2 separate regions of the Mus musculus genome follow, and region 1 is linked to region 2. Evidence: chromatin loops called from intact Hi-C (ENCODE). Cell type or tissue: heart. All regions are shown on one strand. Each heading gives the region's core, and the rest is flanking DNA. Links, peaks and the distances in the headings are about the cores only.

Region 1 (10,351 bases), core at 876-8,875, 58 kb after region 2:
GAGCACATACCAGCTGGAGGACGAGAGGGAAGGAGGAGGAGAAAAGTCCATATTTATCTGTTTTTCTAACCTCGGCCTGCTTTTATTTTTTTTCTATTAAGTACAATAAAATGGGAGAGCTTGAAGGGAGTACCACACAAAGCAATGTTCAGTGAGGTCTAGAAGCGTTCGGCCGGGGAAAACTGACAAGACAGGCTAATGAACCGTGTAGACAGCGAGAAAATAGCCAGCGTTTGCTAGATTTCAAACCCTCACTGTCTGCCTTAGACCACCTATCTTGGATTTATTCCTAATAAAATAAGAAATAAACAGACCTTACACTTTTCTTTTCTTCAAGATGGGGGGGGGGTGCCCATGAACAAAGACCTACAATCAGAGGTGGTCACTGGCAGTTAACACTCCCATTATTATGGAGGGTAAATAAAATAAAGACAAAAATTAAAAGCGACAAGAAACAGGTCAAGTTTGCAGGCGAAGCTTTTACAAGCTCATCTCTCCAGGTCGAATCCTAGAGCCAGCCTTAATGAAGCAATAATAGCCACATTATTCAAAAATTTTCATTTTGATGGAAATGTATCTAAAAGGGACTTAATCATATGCAAATAATAAAGGAGGTGGTGGTGACCCAGCAAGCAATATGCATACAGATTTTTTTTTTCCTTAGGGATGTTGAAATTGAAAGTCGCATACCTGGTCAGTTAGATTTGCTGATCTTGTTACATCTTCACTGTCTGATTTTGATCCTCCTTCTCTATCATCTATCACCAAATCGATAGGCATTTTCCCTTTCAAACAGCTAATATACCGGTGGCAGAAATTGTCACATAATTCGTGTACCTACATTATGACAGAAATAAAAAAAATGGAAATATAATCAGGAGAGCATAAACGACATTGACAAGTGCAGTCCACCCCCTTGTGAGAGCCAAACTTCCAAATAGGGGACACACAGGGCAATTGTCCTCGGGAGACCCCCAGACGCATTCAGAATTAGGAATAACTTTCTTTTCTTGCAAAATAGAGATATCCCAGAAAATTGACAGTGACAGGATTGATTCACAGGCGACAACATATTCAACACCCATGTTAAATTCATCTGCTCCTGAGGCTCTGGCCAGGACACAGGTGACCTGCGTGGGGACACTTAAGGTAAACTATGTAATTTCATACACTTAGTTTACCATAAAGTGTTCCCCAAAGTTTCTAAGGAAAGTGTGTCACACACACACACACACACACACACACACACACACACACACACACATATTACAGTCTGCACTGTGGTGATATAAGATACATGCCCTACATCTCAAATCAAGTTGCCTCTGCACATTATATGAAAAAAAGAAAAGAAAAAGATATAGCCACAAAACTTTTCAAATTGATAAAAAAAAAAAAAAAGGAAGAAGAAACAGAAGAATTACTCAAAATACTTCAGTCTAAGTGCAGCTGACTCTTACAGGCCCCAGGCATCCCTAACATGCAAAAACTCACAAGAAACCCTGGTGTGCTTGCAATTTAATGTTAGTTTGAATTACAATGCATTAAGTTTTTATTGCTGAGATTTATAGAACAGCTAGCAAAATCATGTTACCCTGCACCCTCTCTTGAATGTGAAGGTGAGGTGTGTGCTGGATCACAGATTCAGAGAACTTGACCCAACCATCAACCGGCTTTGTCTCTGGGCAAGGTCTAACTGTGCGCTCCTCCCTAGGGCTCATTGCCCACTTATCCCTTCCCTCAGTCCCTTCTGAGTTTGACCTGCCCCTGATCTCAAACCATCTTCTAGAAACTCACTAAAGGAAAACAACCTTTCCCTCCCCTAGATAGCAAAGAAGAGGAGTAAACACACACACACACACACACACACAAAGAGAGAGAGAGAGAGAGAGAGAGAGAGAGAGAGAGAGAGAGAGGGAGAGAGAGAGAAGGGAGGGAGGGAGAGAGAGTGAGGGAGGCATTAACTTGTAAAAAAAAATTCACTCCGCCATTCTAAACATGCTTGGAGTGCCTAGCAGTGCAGCTGATGCACAAAGCCAGCAAGGTACATGAGGCTAAGGTGTCTGTGATCCTGGTTTTAGTGGCTGAAATTGTAATTAAACTGCAAAGAGAAATGGACGCTAAGATTGGCCTTGACACTAATTACCAGAAAGCAAGACATTTATGCAAATCTCTTGGAAGCCTAAACTTCAGTCCCTCTGAAGCCTCCCTTCTGTGTGCTGGGATAAAAGGGTAGGGAAGGGAAATCAGGAATTTACCTTCTCTAATTCCAACAGATGAAACCTTAACACTTGTATGGCTTGAATCATCTGCAAAGATACAGCAAGAATAAATACTCCATTCCTGGTTTGCAGAAAATTGGCTGTCACAGCTCTAGCATCTCCAACTCAACCCTTCCCCCCATAAATAGAGTTATTTTGATTTATGGCAATAACACTAAAACTTAATAGCAGCAACTGGGTACCATCTAGAGGTTTATATTTCTTAAGGAGAAAAAATGGCTAAACCAACAACAAAACATCTAAGTGGGGATCATAAACACTCTCCTCCCCCATGGCTCCCTCCTCCCCAGTCTTAAAGTCCCCACCCCAACCCCAAAGGGCCACTGTCTGGGTTACACTTTTCCTGTGATGAAGTTATGTGAAAGTTTTCTCTACTTTCCCCCAACAGTGGGTTTGTACTTTGCAAAATTCTTTCTGCCTTCTGTCCATACACCTTTGATGCCAATTGGTTGTCTGGGGGCTCGGCCCTCGTCATGGCCCTAGTGAACGAGGCTCAATAAGGCTGGAAGTCCCAAGGTTTAAGCACACACGCTGACAGGCTAGAAGATAAATCCCCAGGCTGATTAGAGCTGTGCAGCCTGACCATCATAAAAAACAAAAGCTGGCGTTCCCCAGCCGCTGCTCCTGGGCTCTCTCAGATGAGTTTATACCCCGGGATCCAGTCCCCAAACACTTGTCTGTGGACAGAAAACGTTTGCAGTCGACTTGCAGCTACAGACAGACCAGTCTGGAAAGCTCAGGGATGGGGGATAGAAGTGGGGTGGACAGATAGGGAGGGGAGTGAGGGGTCACTCTTACCAAGTTATCCAGTTCTGGATTAGAAGAGAATAGAGGTTTTTCTGCGCGAATCTAAATACAAGTGAGGAGAGGGGAAAGAAAAAAATGAAACAAAATGAAATCTGTTCATTTTCCTACTGTCCTGCCTCCTTTACACTGTTAGGGATAGGATGGAACCTCCAGGAGGGACTCTTGGCTCAAGTTCGTCCCTCACGGAAACACTTCAGTGTGAACCCAGTAGGCCTGAGACCAGCCCAGAGCGCTCTCTCCGGTCAGCTAGAGCTCCACTTACGCGGAACGCTGCCCGCCTGCCACTCCAAAACAGCCACATAGCGTGGTGTTCGTGATTTCTTTCCCGAGTGAGCTTCTGACCTCAACTTGTGGACGGTGAGTGGGTGGGAAGATGGGTGATGGTCTGGCAAACACATTCACTGGAAGCAAATCTTAGGGAGGCAGTAACACGCGTGGGTTAAGGGAGACTACTTTTGGCTACCTTTGAGAAATTGCTCTCTCTAAACATCTACTTCTCTATCTCTCTGTGTGTGTTTCTATGTGTGTGCATGTGTGCGCGCAGGGAACCCGGACAGAATTATTTTTGTTTCTTTTTACTCTTTTTTTTTTAATATTTGTTTTGCTGACCTGTTTGGCGAACACCGCTATATCTTCATTGAATGACTCTGACGAGCAGACGTCCCCGCCCGCCACCCCCGGCTCGCGGGGGGTACAAGTAGCTAATTCACATTTCTCAAAAATCAGTGCTAAGAGAGGGAAGAGGGGGTGTCTGCAAGAAAATACAACAGTCACAAACAACACAATGATTAGTCCAGAGTCACCGAAAAAAAAGGCGCCCAAGAGAAACAACCCGAGTAGCTCGAGGCCGAGAGACCCTTGGGTGATCTGATCAGCTTTTGCCCTTTTTCTCACCCTCCGCCCAGGTGACGGCTCACCTCCCCCTTACTCCTGGGTCTCTGAACTCAGAGGCCCAGAGCCCTGGACCGTGTCTGTGGAATGGTTCAGCATATCTGGCCGAAGAAATTGGCAACATTTGCTACGAATAAAACCCAAGCGGTTCCAGCAGCCATTTTGAATTAAGTTTCGCACCGCGACAAACCCTCGTCCCTCCGCCGCACAGGCAAGACCGGGTGCCCGGGGAAGGCGCAGGGGACACGGGGTGGGAGAGGACCAGCCTCTCTACCTTCCTCGGAGGCTCGGCCCAAAATCCCAGGCTAAGGGGATCTTGGTGGCAGGGGCGCAGCAAACTTGAGGAAAGGGCCTCTGTGGATATAGAACGGACTGTCACAGGGCTGCACCTACGGACCCTGGCCGCACAGCCCTCCAGTAGCAAGAGGTCTTTCCCGGTTCCCCGGCAGTGCCCTCCCTTCGCAGACGCTCCCCATAATCCCCCAAGGAAAGTTCCTTCAAATGATTCTACATTCAAGCCTTCCATCTCGCCTGGAGTGGTAAAGCGACTGGCATCTAAAAGGCCTAGATGTCGCTCGTCTCAGCCCATTTAAAAAAAAAAAAAAAAAAAAGACTTTTAATGCTCCAGGAGTCTCGAGCCTTTTTTATTAGCTCTCACAGCCCAGCTGGGAATTTAACAGTTTGGGGTCCTTTTCAAAGCTTCCTCAAATGGAGTTTAAACCATTTGCAGAGAGAAGGCTAGGTTTTAAGCAAGCCCACCGCGCAAGGGACTAGAAAATAAAGCACAAAGATTTCCCCCCTAACCAGAAAGCTCCGCATTACGTATTTTTTAAAGAGAAAAGTGTAATAAAAGTTATTACAAAGTTTAAAAATAAAAGTGGGGGGAGTTTCCCCCTCAAATCGTCAGCACACAGAGAAGCACAAGTAACTTTCAAAAGGCTTTTCTAGTGGAAGCTCTAATAGAATGGCCGACGGAACACAGTAAGCCCTGGCCAGAGAGCCCCCGGAAGAGCATCCCACAAACATTTCTTGTTAAATCCTGCAGGTTTGCCTTTGAACACAGATTGACAAAACACCCAGAAGTTTCTAAATGTCTGTGTCAATTCAGAGCGGCCCCTCTCCTTGACTTCAGTTGAACAAACTTCTTAAAGCAAGACATGTTCCCCTTGTCTGACCTGCAGCTGTCCCTCTGACTTTATTGTGCACCGGCAGAACCGGCATGCGGTGGCTGAGTAAACTCCGCAAGTCAGAACAATCAATGGCTTAAAAGATTTTCCCTAAACTAAGGCGCCTACCCTTAGAAACTCCCCAACGCTCGAGCTAAGTCTAGCGAGCAAGATCTCAGATTTGCTGACTCGAGTCTGAGAGGGGATTCGGAATCTTTAGACGGCCACTCCAGCACTGGGACTCCTTTGCGACCAACGTGGCGGCCAAGCCGGGCGCTGAATCGGGAGGAGGCTCCCCCGCTATACCCCAAACCAGTTTCCACGCACTGTGAATTGTACCTCTAATCTAGAGTGCTCTGACTTTCCGGTTGCAAGGGCTTGGGAAATGGGGGAAGCATCGCGCCTCACTCCTTAACTCCTGCCCATTATACCTACCCATAAATGGCATCTTTATCTCTCTTTAAAGCGTCATTGACCGAGGAACCCATGCTGGGGGCCATGGCGTTGGTGTGAGCTGTGTGCGGGTACTGATGCGAGTGCAGAGGAGGCCCGTGGTTCAGGTGGTGGACCGGTTGCATGGACCTGGCTGCATGCGGGTCCCCATACATCGTGGAGGGGATGCCTACTCCATCCATACCCCCATAATGGGGTAGGTCGTCGTACTGCATGACAAACAGGAGAGAAAAAAAGGGTCAGAGGCCAGGCGGGTAACCGGGAACGTTAGGGCACCGAGCTTAGATCAGTACAACAGGATCCTTCAACCCGAATTCCCTGGCCTTACATCTCTAAAGTTGAGCGTTCTGTTGTAAAAATTAATTTTAACAGTAAGAGCTCCAGAATTCTCAGTGAGAGTCATCTGAGATGAAGGTTCCTGTCCTAACTTGTGTCCATATAGACCAATTCAGAAATCCAAAATCTTTTGGCAAGGAAGGGAGGGAGGAAGGAAAAGGAAAGGCAGAGAGGCATTCTCCCGGAGGCGGAAGGTAAAACATGCATGTTTCTGGAGGTGGAAACCGAAAATCACAACAATAAAACGTGCCGGAACAGTGTAGCAGACCCGCCTTGCTTCACACAGCCTTCACTTGGGGGGTGGGGTATTTTTTAAAAGTTATGATGGGAATAGTTGTGCCAAGCAGTGAATTCTGAAAGGCTTCTTATTTTACTTCCCTGCCAGCATGGAATTGGGCAGTCCTGTAAGACACTATGTTTGCCTTGCTTTTCCAAACTGCTAAATTATACAAAAACGAACTGCCCCCCATATATGTTATCCCGCAGTGTGCACAAGGCAGCTTGTGTTGCCTTTTACAGCTGAACATACACATGGACAACGCTGTTTCCAAGCTTAAAGAAAGCTATAAAGGAAGCAACTAATACTCTACTTTGTTTTGTTTTTTTTTAACCTTCACAAACTTTCTCCCTAGAGTTGAAGTCAAGGAAGCAATTGCTATGTGTTAGTTTCTAAGCAGATTCAAAAGCAAAATACACATGCAAATCTCTGGTGTGTGTGTGGGGGGGGGGCTGCTTTCAAATTGATTGCCATTACTGTCTGTGATAAATTCAGCTATTTGGATTTTTCTGATTGTTTTATTTCAAGCAAGTTACTTTTCTAAGATTTGGAAATCTTGAGAGGGAAATGATTTCCAAAGAGAGGGGAATTGCCACTTTCAACCTCTTAAAGCCAGAGGTGGGAAGAGTTTGGAAGAAGGCTGACATTTGTCTGAACCAAGAGAATAAAGAAAAATGTGTCCTCTAGTAACTTTCTTTTCCAAAAGGGGCTTTGAGGGCCAAGACACAAATTATGCAAGGCAGCCTTTTTGTAGACCCCTTTCTTTTAAGAAGCCACCTCTGCGGGGGCATCATTGTCTCAGTTTACTTTCAAGGCATTTTCATTCAAATAGGAATATTGGGGAAATTAGTATTGCATTTTAAAAGTGAGAGCTCTGTATTTAGTATCTAACTAGTACAGAACTTAGCTAAGGAAAAAATCTACAAACTTATTATCTTGCATAAAATCCCATGCAAATTAAAATTACTTTTATAAAAGGAATGTTTTTCCAACCAAAAATTCACTGCACCAGGACATTACTTAGCGGAAAATGCTCCCCATTTCTACTGATACTGAAGATGAATATAATCGATAATGAGGCAAAAGTTCTCAGCTGTTCATTTTCATTAAACATAGCTTTAAACTTTTGGTCCCTAAATGCTTAAATTACAGCACTGGATATGAAGCATCTTCCCCCTTGTCTTTTTTATCTTTTAAAACAGGTGATTCCTTGAGCTTGTATTTTTATTTATATAGCTGTTGGCTAGGAATCTATAGACAACTTGATCACTTGAATTAACCACAAGAAACATGCATAAGGCTGCAAACGCATTAAGTAAAACTGTCGATTTAGGCCGCGGCTTTAGGATCCTCATTCAAAAAGAGAGAAAGAAAAGAGGAAACTTAGTAGCAGTGTCTTTCAGCCACGTTTCAATTTAATCTCACATTTGACTTCCACAATTGCTTTTAATACGTACCCTTTGCGCCATCGGCCTCTCTGGCTCCCTTCCTACTTCAACTTCTAATATATCCTCTTTAAGGCCAGTGTGAAAAGAAACAAATATGCAAACTCCCCCGGAAAAAAAAATAAAGCACAACAATAACAAAAAAAAATCCCTTTGCGTCTCCAGCAGTGTGAATTACTGGTCCCAGATCTTCGGTCTACCGGACCTGAAGCAAGGCGCCCGCGTCGCTGAGCATAAAAGCGCTCTGGTTCCACCAAGACAGCAGTGGGAGGGGAAAAAAAAAGCAGATCTTCTCTCCCCCCCAAAAAAATCAGTTTAAAAAAAAAGAAAGAAAAGAAAAGAAAAAGAAAAAAAAAAAAGAGCGCCCCTCAGACCCAACTACCAAATCTCATGGCTTTCTGCCACTCCAGCTGTCAATCACAGGCGAGGTTGTCAACGTGGTGAATGAATGATCGTCCGTTCTGTCTTCTTCTGGTCAGAACACCTCAAATGTTAATATTCAAATGCACAAAGCCCTAGCGCCCGCTTTCCTTGAATCAGTCCTAATTCCTAATCAGTTTCTCTCTTCTCTCGCTCTCTTTCTCTTTCTCTCTCCCTCTTTGCAACTGCTGCACTGAAGGGAGATTAGAGAGGAGGGTTAAAAAAATGTCTGTCTGAGTTTGTCTTAAAGGAGCCACGATCGATGCTGCCCGCTTGCAGTCGCCGTGCGTGTGTAAAGTGTGTGTTGCACAGGCGGAGAGGTGGATTCCGACCAGAATGCTAGAACCCGGAAGTAGTGGTGGCCATAACAGGTCGCGTCTTACACAATGCATTGGGCTGCAGCAAGTAGGCTCCTCGGCAGGGGTGGGTGCGCGAAGCGAGCTCTGGCCGCACTGGAGAGGCAGAAAGACACTCCACAAATTCGCACGCCCAGGCACTAACACCACACACCCAGGGCACATGCACACAAATACAGGCTGCAGCTCCCAACCCGCCGGCTTTACGTCCCCTTCCAGCCTCTCTTCCCAAAGCGGACGCTTGAAATAAATCGGGAATAAACGTAGGGCAGGCAGATGCCGGAGTTAATTCGCTCAGGGCTCCGCTCATGAAAGACTTCAAGACTTTCCTCGAAATTATTGGGGTCTGCCAGTATTTTTCGGGGTGGGGGTGATGCCAAAAGTACTGGATTCTCTGCTAGACTCCCGGAGGAGAAAAGTCAAAGCCAGAGCAAGAAGAGGAGCTGGAACTGGACTGGAAAAGGTTCCGCTCGAGAGTCCTGAGAACGTGGGGTAGCGGTCGCCCGGGCGTTCTGCAGACTCAGCTTAGAGGTTTTCTTTTCTTTTCTTTTTTTTCTTTTGGTTTGGGTTTTTTCTTTCTTTCTTTATTTTTTTTTCTCCCCCCGCTGTCAGAAGTGGACGTAGGGCCGGAGGAAAGGAAATGCTTGCATTTTGTCACTTTGAGTCCGGACGTCCCCACCTCCTCTCTTGCAGCCCTCAGCCCCAGCCGCCGCGCGAAGTGAGGGAGGAAGGGAGGGAACAATGAGCCGAGCGCCGGGAATGTGCCCCCAGCGCTTGTTTACAAACACCGAGCTATTTATGACCGCTGGAGAACGAAACTCAACGCGGGCACCAAGCAGCCAGACCTTGCGGGCGGCCGGGGCCTGGGAGCCCCGGGACCCGAGGCTCTTTCTCGATTGCGCTACCGGCAAGTTTAGCCGTGCGCCCGGGGCGCGGCGAAGCTGCAGAGCTCCGCTGCGCTGCGGCTGGGGCTGCCTTTGTCTGGGCGACGCCGAGGGGCTCCAGCCTCGGCCTTGCTCGGGCCTGGAGACGCTGCGCTCCCTCCCACCCCCCACCCCCAGCTCTTTCAGCGGCGACGCCCGGAGCCGGCCTCCCAGACCTCCATCTCTCAATTTGTCTATCTCCGAACCCAGCCCCGTGAAAGCTCCCAGTTCCAGAGAAAAAGAAATCCACTTCGGAAGCTGAGATTTCAGACAAAAGCTGACCCTGCCCACAACTTAAAGTCTCCAACCAGCCAGTGGTTTTTAACTTTCTCTCTTGAAATACCACACCCTGGACTTAAAATTGTTTTTTGAGTCTTTTTATTCTCACTCTTCAGCTACTCTATCTAGTGGGGGTTATTTTACTCTTTATGTTTCTGCGCCCGGCTCTCGTGGCTTAGATTGCTCAGTCACAGTAGCTCTCGGAGCAGCTGGAAACCTCACATCCCAGGCAGGGCTCTCAGCTCGCTGGGCTCGGAGAGGATTCCCCTCACCCCCCAGCTGAAACCTCGCAGAAAACTCCCCCTGCGGTCGACTGGAAAATGAGCTCACCCAAATCTCGGTAGGCAGCCGTGGAGAGAGCTCCACCAATCGGAAGGCGTCCCCGCCCAGGCAGCCGCGCATTGGCTGCGGGGAAAATCAATTATCAAATAATCGATCAGCAGGGAGCTTCGATCTGCTGGGAATGCAAACTGCCATTCCGGATTCCCGCCCTGAAGGTGGCCAAAAGGCTCTCTCCCCCAAAGCAGCCAGCCTACGCTCCCAACGCCCCCGCCCCCATCCCACCGCCAGCTGCGGACCGAACCCTCACCCCAGGGGCCGGGGAAGGTTTTGAGGAGAGTTCTGAGAAAGACTAGGGAGGCTTCCTTCACGCGGAGATTGTTTGGAAAAGGTTTAGCATCTCTGAAAGGTACTGAAGCCAACTCTTAGGTTCAAAG
Region 2 (10,351 bases), core at 836-8,835:
CTGCCTAGAAAATGACAAGAGAATGGGTTTTGTTTATTGTTTGTTTTGTTTTGTTTTCCAACCCCCCATTCCTTACACAGCTGTAGAGGATGAGCCGGAGCCCAGCACTAGTGATTTCCACACAAGTAAGTCTGTGAAGGACTACGTTAGAACAGAACCAGGGGAGCTATGCTCGCTGCAGAGAGGCATCTTAAAGGCTTGCTCCTCCAACTCTAGGTCCCTGCCTCACAGTTTGCAGGCTGAAAGCTTTGTGAAAGTATAACCTGATAACAAGTCAAAAGTGTAAGAACTAAAGAAGCAGTAACATGGGGGAATGTCAGCATAGTGACAAATAGCCCTCTAAATGCTGCAGGGGCTTCATAAAAAGAAACTCACACCACAGGACTATAACTCATGTGTCTACTGGCTTCAAATCATATTAAAATACTTGTTATATTCATAAGTGACAGAATGTATTACAGTCTTAAAACATTTTCACCAAAAACATCTCTAGAAGTTATAACATTTTAAAAAGTGCATGTGGGCCACATCGTTCTTGAGTGACATGGAGAAGTCAGGTGGCAGGTCTGTATTCTGTAGGAGCTTTTCTCAGGGTACTCTCTCTTCCCTACATAGCATGGTAATGTGTTGCAACTCCATCCTCTGACACCTTAGCTTCCTGGACATCCACCCTCAAGGCACCCCTGGATGCTTTTCATTCTGTTCTTAGTGGTCAGAAGGTATAAGGGAAGATGTTAGCAGTGGGCAAATAGGACCACAGCTGTCTAAAGATGGAACCCAAAGAATAAAAGCACAGGAATCACACACACACACACACACACACACACACAGATCCCAGAGCAAGAGGCTCAGGATGGACAGGGAGGGAAGAGACTCCACTCTGTCCAGTTACATTATTTTAGAGTCAATTGGGACAAAGCTCTGAAAAATGAAGCGGCTGGTATTTAAAGAAGAATTAGGAAATACTAAATACATTAAATATAATTGAGGAAGAAGAAATGGCTGAGAAGAAGGTTAAATGAACGATAAAAGCCTTATGACTCTCTTCTTGTAAAACCACCTAAAAAATTCCACCGTTTTGGAAGCAGCGAATTCCGACTGTACATCTATCACAGTGCCTGAGCCGAGTGTGCATCTATCAAGGTGCCTGAGCCGAGTGTGCATCTATCACAGTGCCTGAGCCGAGTGTGCATCTATCACGGTGCCTGAGCCGAGTGGGCATTTATCACAGTGCCTGAGCTTGTTTTCTTTGGGAGGCTCTAGCTCTTTTGTGGACTTGTAGTGGCACTCACACTAGTGACTCAGTTAATTAGGTACAAGTGCTTGCCTTTCAGAACAAGCACACTGTGCACACTGGCAACTTTAGTGGACACAGTAAAGATAAAAGGAGCTTTTACAGAAAACCAGACACTCCAACTTTCTTGTTTGAGTAGGTATCTTCGATTTCATTAGCTGTAGACATGGATTCAGTGCATTCCTTATGTTACCCTCAGGCCCATAACTACTGTACCGCCTGTCCATGGGTATGAGTCTATTAAGAAGAATCTTCCCGTCTGGACGAATAGAGCCAGAAACGTGTAGGGTACATGTGTGTATCTCCCTCAAGAGAAACATGAGAACTGGTTTGGCCACTTGGTGTAAGGAAGAGCATTCCTGCACCAACTGATTCTGAGTCAGAGCATCCCAGAGGTTAACTGAGTCACTTGTGGAAGAAAGCAGCTTCAATGTCATCTCTATTAAAGCCCTTGTGGCTTCATGCCTGGTACCCTGCCTTACTCTTACTTTGCGGGTATCATAAGAGAGTAGTTTAGCAACACTATAGATGGAACAACAATATGAACTAACCAGTACCCCGGAGCTCGTGTCTCTAGCTGCATATGTAGCAGAAGATGGCCTAGTCGGCCATCACTGGGAAGAGAGGCCCCTTGGTCTTGCAAACTTTATATGCCTCAGTACAGGGGAACGCCAGGGCCAAAAAGTGGGAGTGGGTGGGTAGGGGAATGGGGCGGGGAGGATATGGGGGACTTTTGGGATAGCATTTGAAATGTAAATGAAGAAAATGCCTAATTAAAAAAAATTTAAAAAAAGAGAGTAGTTTAGCTTTTCAAATCCGATTGTGAGGCTAAGTAGGGAAGATGGGTGCCGCCTCAAGTCTGTCTTCTACCCCTCTGGAAGCAGTAAACCTAGTAGTTGTATTTGAAGCTTAGGCTTGCTGGCCACATGGGAGAAATGCTGAAAGATGTTTGCTATGCTACCTGTCAGGCAAAGCTTAGCCCATTGAGTGAGTGCCTCTGTATTTTCCTCTTTGAGCAAGGCACACCAGTTTAAATCTTTCTTCCAAAACTTTTTGCTGCCTTTGTCATCTCTCTCCACTCACATTCCTAGGAGCTAAATCTCCAAAACATCTACTCTGTTCTCTTATCACTTCATGCTTCCTTTTTTTTTTTTTTTCTTTTCCTGTCCCCCTCCCACCCCTGCCCCTTTTCTTAAGGAACCCTGAAGTGTGCTTTTTAAGTAAGTGTGCTTCAGAGGAAAATAAGTAGCCATGCTGCCTAAACAGCCCATCACAAAACCAGGCAGCTGCTGGGCACAGTGATAATGGGGAGAGAAGTTTTCAGGGTTCCCTAATCCCCATAGGCTCCTTTAACAAACCAGCAGCTGCAAGAAGCCAGGAGCTCCTGAGGCCTCTGTGTGTGCGCACTGTTCTCTCCGCTTCACACATCCTTAAAATAAAGCTCATCTTGTACAGTAGACACCAGACAGGATTAACAACAACTAATCATGAAATTAAACAACTATAAACAGTAGATTGCAATAAAATTTGCTTAATAATTATCAACTGTTTATTTCTGGACCTTTCCACCTAATGTTTTTTGGAGTATGGATAACAGAAACTACAGAAAGGGAAAACACACATATAAAAGAGAACACAGAACAGGCTCTTAGGTCCCTCGTGAGACAGGTTAATGTGTAAGTTGTCCTGTTGTGAAACAGAGGGTTTGTTTGATTAACATGGACAGAATTCTCTTTAAGATAGAAAAATGAGATACACTATAAGAAAATGGCTTTTCATCCTCATCCGGATGATAGTTTCTTAAATGGTGGGTCATGACCCTATGAGATCATGTGACTGAATTTAAAACTTGTTTTGTGTGTGTGTGTGTGTGTGTGTATTATAGTAAAACATTTAAAAACATAAAATAATTAAAAATTTATTAAAACTCAATGTCAAATGAATCTCAGGCGCTTGTGGGAGCACTTGACCATGTTGCATCGTGAAACTTCACTGCAGCCTTGGTTTGGACAGCCAACAAAAACATTTAGTAAAAAGAAAACTCACAAAGAATGAAGCCTAAACCACTCCAGATGCAACTCAAGATTGCTGTTAAAACTTCTAAAGTTTTCGCCACACATACACATGCACACACATGCACACACTCATTCACATGCACATGCGCACAAACATGCTCGCACATACATGTACACACATGCCCACATGAAGGGCTCTGCTCCTTTAGAAACATAATATTAATTATGGAAAACAAAATGCAGTATTTTTCTTGTCATCAATGCTCAACATGCATCAGATTAGCTATCTCTGGATTACATTGTGTTTCGTTTTAAAAACTGCTGCTTGAGTTGCTAACTTGATTTCCATTAAAAAAAAAAAAAAAGATGAACTGAGGACCTGCCAGATGGCTCAGTGCTAAGTGCAGTGGCTGGCAAGCCTGCGGACTTGAGCCTCATCTCAGAATCCACGAGGTGGGAGGGAGCCAACTCGGCAAAGTTGTCTTTTGACCTTCACAGACTTGCCTACTACACACACAACTATAAAAATAAAAATAAAGATTTCTACAACGTCATTTGGGGTTAGGACAGAATTTCTATCGGTCAGGGACATTTCTGAAATGGCCCTAACCTCTTGCTACTTTATCTTACGTATCTATATAAAGCAGTGTTCTCAGCATTGATGGTTATAAAGTAGAATTATCAATCTGCTCTGAAAACTGTTGAAGACTCTGATCCCTGCTGTAACTTCATTCTTAATGTAAGACTAACCAAGTGCATCCACTTGGAGATTGAACCTACAGCCAAAACATTCTGGGCAATCTCCCTTCCACTGAGCCAAACACCAGTCTTGTCCATTTCATGACTATGCAAATTTGCTTTCATCTTTAACAAAATGGTAAAATTATATGTATACCAAAGAATTCCCTTGGAATAAATGTCTTATGTGATTATTGGCAATAAATATTCCACTACTGTGTCATGTAAAAAAAAAAAAATTCTCCAGCAGAAAGGTGTGTCCTGTGGAGGACGTGTAGGAAAAGTTGTTCCGGGTAGTCAGAATTGACAGAAAGGCTGAAAGGGACTGGTCCCAGAACACTCACTTGATATCTGATACCAGGTGTGGCACTGATCTTAGATAAAATAATACTTGTGAAAATTTTAGAAGTTAAAATTCATTTGTTCATGATTCGAAACAATAACTACAAAAAGCATCCTTTAAAAAAAAAAGAAGTCCTTAAAGCCGGGCGTGTGCTGTCATAGCTCCAGTCCCTGTGCTCAGGCTGAGGCAAGAGAACCACTTGAGTGTGAAGTCAGAGGCTGTGCTTCAGAGGAAAACCCCCACTCCTAAAACCAACACCAAAAGACTAAAATCAAAATCAAGATTGAGTTATCCTGGCATTGTGATTTACTAAGTGTCTCAGTAGCTGGCAGAAATAGCCCGTTAACTGCAGACTCTGGCTGTACAGAGACCAGAAACCTTCAGGGAGCCTCTGTGAATAGTCCTGTTTTACTCTGGGAACGGGCCACAGATAAGGCATACAGGCCTTTGTAGATTTGAACTCAGGTCTGACACCGGGCTAACCTCCTAATCATGCCAGCACCACCCTTCCCTTTTAACCTCCTAAGATAAGATAACGTCAAACCAGGCCTTTCCCTGACCTCTAGAAACCCTTGAAGGGTGTCAACAACCCTTCCTCATTCATTGCTACAGGCCATCACAGCCTTGCAAACTCCCCCCCCCCGCCCCCCCCCCCCAGTCTTATCTGATTTTCTCTGCAGAGAAGGAAGACACACAGGGAGGTGCATCTGTACACCTGAGTCAGAGGAAGTAAGCAGGGCTCTGTGTGAAAGCCTTGAAACAAAGAAGTCGAATTGTAAGTGTCCACCAACCCAGGAAGCTCACAAGAATGGGAAGCTACGAGCTTTAGGGCTTTGTAAAGCTGCAATGCAAAACCTTGGAAGAATTTGCCCCACCTTACCTCCGAGCGGCAAGGAGAACGTCCTATTTTAAAAACAGACAAAAGCCCTCCACGTTTGAGGTGGAAGTGGAGAAGGGAAGCTCTCCAGCTAAAGCACGCACTCTTGCTAGACTAGGGACCCCGGAGAAGCCACTGTTGAAATAATCATGAGTCTGTGCCTGAACTTTCCGGCCCTATTCTCGAGCATCGTCAAGGATCTCTCTACACCAGAAATCTGAGCATGCGCTGATGAGAAAAGCAGCAGCTGTATTTCCTCACCCGAGGCGCTCTGGCTCTTTGGTATTGGAAGCTCTCACCGCGCAGACAGGGCAGGCTGGTGAGCACGAGAAAAGGGAAATAGGGGCAGAAGGGAAGGTGAAAGGAAACTTAGGGGTTTTCTGTTTTGTTTTAGTTTTTCTCAATATTTTTGTGTCACAAGAGGACACATCTCCCTGCCCCTGGACAAAGGAATACAGAAACACAAACAAGCTAGCTGGCTAACTCTTGAAACACCAGCCTAGAGCAGAAGCACATGTGTGTCCCACACCAAGAGACAGTGGTGGTCCCCATGGAAACTATGTTCATGCACAGCCCAAAGCTGTGAAGGTGACAGGAGGCTTTCAGCAGTGATGTCAAAGGACACCAACTGAAATCTATCTGGAGCAAGAAGGTACAGAAAGCTCAGCTTCAATCCCAATTAGGGACCTACCTGTGGCCCGAACACTACCTCAGCTGAGAAAAGGTCTGTTCCTGGCCGCTGCCCTAGCCCCCTTTCAGCAGGACTGAGTGAGCAATGGCCATGTCCTCACAAACAGACCTTATAATGCCAACCCCAGGCCTGTCTGACTTCTGAGTTGGCCTGTGGCCTAGAATTCCTTGCTTCTGGCCCCACCTAACAGATGGGGTATGCCAAAATGCCAGGCCCAAACTTGCTAAACCCTTTGGACACTCTGTCTTGGACCACCCAGCTGTCTGTACAGAGGCCAAGTTCTATATCCAGGTTAAGCACTCCAAGGCTGCATTCCTCTTAATATGGGGGTGTTTCTGCTCTGTGGTGCTGGGGTTCTAGTAAGTCCCTGTAAATCCTCACCATCTCCTACCTTCTTCTCACCTGAAACCTAAAACTGGTAAATTGTGCCAAGTCTGTCCCAATCAAGGTAGTCTCTGAGAGAATTATTTCCATACTGGGTACCAAAGGTAGGAGTGGGAAATATAGCCATCCTCTTTGGTCCTCACTCTCATCCAAATAATTCTTTCTTTCAGAAGCAGGAGAAGAAAGGCCCTATAAGTTCAGCATCTCTGCAACCAGCTGCCTCAACTCTCCTCTTGTGTGATGCAGGCAATGAAGGAAGAGTTGCCTGATCCCAGAAAGTTACTGGCAAGTTGGATAGTGGGTTTCTGCTGGCCCAGAGCTGGCTATGTTTCTTTTAAAGCTGAAAGACCCTAGTATGAGCTGATTTAAAAATATCCAATTTTTAAGGATCATGCAGTAAGAAGAGAAGGGAAAGCCAGAGGAGTGTAAACACTTTCAAAGGATAAAATGAGATTGCTCTCATATTAAAATTGAAATTATTATAGGTGTATGCGATGTCAAGAGTGGGCAGTTACCTTTGCCACAGGTTGCATGTGAGGATCAGAGGACAGCTTTGTGGCGTCAGCTTTTTCAGTCTACCTTTATGTGTATTCTGGGGATCCAATGCAGGTCACTGCTTTACCCACTGACCACTTTTCCCATTCTTGTGAACTTCCTGTTTCAAATGAAATTATGAAGCTGTTCAAAGAGGCCATACTCAAGGCCTCTCTTCTGTACTTGCTTGTTATTATTAAAATAATAATGTATTATGTTTAGAAAAGGATTGTGGATATTCTGTGGTAGCAGACAGTTGGGCTGTGGGATGGTGGTTCCAGGTCACGCTTTCTGGAAGTGGGCAATGAATCAAGGGCAAATTCCCAAGCAGTCAAAGAGTGATGTCACCACATTGGGCCCCTGATGCTCATCCTTACAATGCTCTCACTTCTCCAAGTACATGAATTTTGTCTAAACTCCAGGCCACAGCTGGGACTGAAGTCATGTGCCTGCTACTACTTCCTACAACATCTTTCTGAAGTGCCTCAATTCTGCCAAGACTCTCTTCCTTGGTCTGTAAAAAAGTTGCTAGTGAGAAGGGACTAGCTCATTTGAAATACTGGTGTGAGAGCCAGCAACAGTAAGATCGTGGAAACTCGGCAATATATGTCATGCTGTAAAGTGTCCCTTGCCTTGCACACACTTCCAGTGTTCATTTCCATGTGCTGATATTACACTCTATCCGTGGTCTGTTTATGTGCAACCACACCCACTCTATACCTCATGACGTGACACTGGCAAGTAATCAGTGCTGGTTGAAAGAACGGCAAATGGAAATCAAACCTATTTAGAGTTTTCTTAGATTATTTAAAGTTGTTTGCAGGCGATGGGGGCCAGGGGAAAGGGCCACTGCCTTCTAAAGACTTTTTTCTCTACAGAAAAGACTTACAATTTCTTACCTCCCATTTGTTCCATTTGTCACATACACACACACATACACATATGTATGCATGTATATATATATGCCATATATATTCATATTGATGGATGTATATATATATATATGTGTGTATGTATATATATATATATATATATATATATATATATATATATGAAAATCAGAGCTCATTATCAGAAAAGTTAGCAAGAATTTTGTCATATATTCCAGGAGCTTGCTTTAGTCCTCGTTTGCACATAGGAAATAGTGAATCGCTTGGTTGACTCAGCTGACTAAGAGCAGAAGAACTCTTGAGAGCACTTCTTACAGTCTGCCATTTGTTTTCACCACCAATGTATGCCGCTCGCCTGGTTAAACCTGTATTTCATGCAGCCCATGGCATCATCACCTACACGTGCTGAAGATAATGTGCTTTCCAGGAACTGCTAAACTAACTCACTCTGTCTCTCTCTCTCTCTCTCTCCCTCTCTCTCTCTCTCTCTCTCTCTCTCTGCCTGACTTAGTATGGCATGGTCCACTCAAAGTTAAGATGATCATTTTTACATTTAATGAAGAATACTGGTAATTTTAGCTGCTCTGTGAATTATCAGCTGTATTAGGGAGAATGATGACGGCAGACAGTAAGGCAGCAAAGCTATATTCAGTCATAAATATTTTGTTCCTGTTTATTTGTAATGGCAGAAATAACACAACCAAGGGTATTTGTTTAAACGACTCCAGAGGATCCATGAAAGGTCATTATAGCCCCTTGCTTTACTTTATTATTGATGTTGAGATGGTGGTGAGAGAAAAATCAACATCATCTTTTGAAGATAGATATGAAAGAGGAATTGTTTCTAAGAAAACCACCACAGGAAGAGCAACAAGATGGGAATTGCCCAGTCCTTATGGTGACTTGAGGTCTAACCCATAACTAGAAAACAAGATGCAAACATCACAGCTTGGAAGCCAACAAGACCCTAAGCTAGAGGGTGAGAATGTGGAACAGAACTGTCCAGATGTTAATCCCGTCGCTGGAAGAGTTCTACAGAAGAGCGGAGGCTTGAGTGGCAAACTCCGTCTTCATTTATGCCTTCAAGATTAGATAATGGAAAAGGAAATATCAGTCTTTCCAACAATCCTGACTGCATCAGAGTGTTAAAGGATAGCAGCTGCTCTTGCAGGGCCACTGGACTTATAGAACTTAGTCTGCATTTCATGGGTCATATACTGATGTGTGCATCTGCTACATCAGCCATTGCTTGCAAGGGCCTCAATGCACCCCGAAGTTTAAAGACCACCTGGCACAGTATTGACTTCCTCTGATTCTACTTTATGAAGATGGGGGGGGTGGTCTGTGGGCATGGGCATGGGTCAAGTTGTAGCAAGAGACTCTCAGTGTACTCAGCAGTACAACTAAGATGCAATTCTAATTCAGGCAATGAGGCAAGCTTTTAGTCACACTTCACTAGCACCTACATGCAACACGGTAACAGCAAAATGAGATCTACAGTCTCCCAAGATACTCTCAGTGGCCGGGTTCCAGGCATCTCCAGGAACATGTGGAGAGTGCTTGAATGAACCAGCTGAGGACTTGCATGCAGGAGTGGGAGCAGTCTAGTAGCTTAGTTGTCCAAGAGACAGCTTTCCAGGGCAGGATAGTAAAATGCCACCTAATGAATCATCAACCTGTGTGCTGCATGGAACTCGGGAAACCAAGCTGGACTAGGGACTGAGGCCTCAGCATCCAACCCCAGTTGATGCTGGGTAGCTGAGAAACCTACCAAGGAGGCCTGCTTCCTGTGCTCCCGTGCTCAAGCCACCTGCAGGCATGTGTCGTTCTCTGATACCTACAGAACACATGTGGCTGTCTGCACAGGCTGAGCCAGTTAGACAGACTGAAAGTGTTAGGGACTTCATGACAAGCTGGCTGTCTCCTCTGCTTTAATGGGACAAAGACTGTTCAATGCCTTCCTCACATGTGCACACTAGAGTGCCCCTGGAGCCACCTTCTTCTTGACCTTTCTCCCTCACACACATTAACACACACACACACACACACACACACACACACACACACACACACACACACACATACATTCTCATTGCTTTTGTGTTTTAATCAGCTTTTCCCCTTTCATACTTAATTCACTGTACATCTAGCAATTTATGAAAGATTTGTAAAATCAAATATCCTCAGTAAACTCCACTTACACAATGCCGTCCACATCTTAGCAGTATGGAAATTCCTTTGAAAACTGTGGCTCTGGTGGTGTGGCCTTTGGCATATCAGGCAATGCACAGGAGAATCAGACCCACGTGAACCACTTCCATCATGGCATTAAAAGGGATATACTAAGTTCCAAACACCCTGTGATTATCAACCCAGCAGTTTAAATGGCTGTCAAGTAAGTTTTGAAAGCCAGAATTTGGTAACTCTTAACCATGATTCTGATGGCATTCCTTGGCCTAACTTGATAGATTGGTTCTGAAAACATACACTAATTTTTTTTTTAAATTCAAAACAGATCCCCTTGTTTTAGGGCCTGCACAAACAGAGGGTTAGGAAAATGGAAACAGCATAAACAATATTGTTTA

Evidence for each region. Peaks named below come from ENCODE experiments on the same cell type or tissue, not always from the same donor. Only the 100,000 strongest peaks of a DNase experiment are listed, where the experiment ranks them.
Region 1: a loop joins it to region 2, with 6 times the contacts of the local background. A loop is called at or near these places in 6 of 42 quality-filtered maps.

Annotation. Positions count from the first base shown.
Region 1 is chr11:19,010,552-19,020,902 of GRCm38, forward strand. Meis1 (Meis homeobox 1) reads right to left here and starts at 8,418. Exons shown (of 12, transcript NM_010789.3): 1 at 7,670-8,418; 2 at 5,582-5,808; 3 at 3,699-3,840; 4 at 3,081-3,131; 5 at 2,259-2,309; 6 at 691-837. The coding sequence starts at 7,681. Gm16141 (a long non-coding RNA gene) reads left to right here. Exons shown (of 3, transcript XR_381070.4): 2 at 3,223-3,446; 3 at 3,995-7,779. In heart, for the core only: no CTCF peak of the experiment used is centred there; DNase peaks (open chromatin) are centred at 3,380, 5,680 and 8,490; H3K4me3 peaks cover 8,000 bases; H3K27ac peaks cover 8,000 bases.
Region 2 is chr11:18,952,421-18,962,771 of GRCm38, forward strand. The region is part of intron 7 of Meis1 (Meis homeobox 1); the gene reads right to left. Among named protein-coding and RNA genes, the nearest start is that of Gm16141, 32 kb to the right of the region's middle. In heart, for the core only: no CTCF peak of the experiment used is centred there; DNase peaks (open chromatin) are centred at 5,511 and 6,121; H3K4me3 peaks cover 1,138 bases; H3K27ac peaks cover 3,356 bases.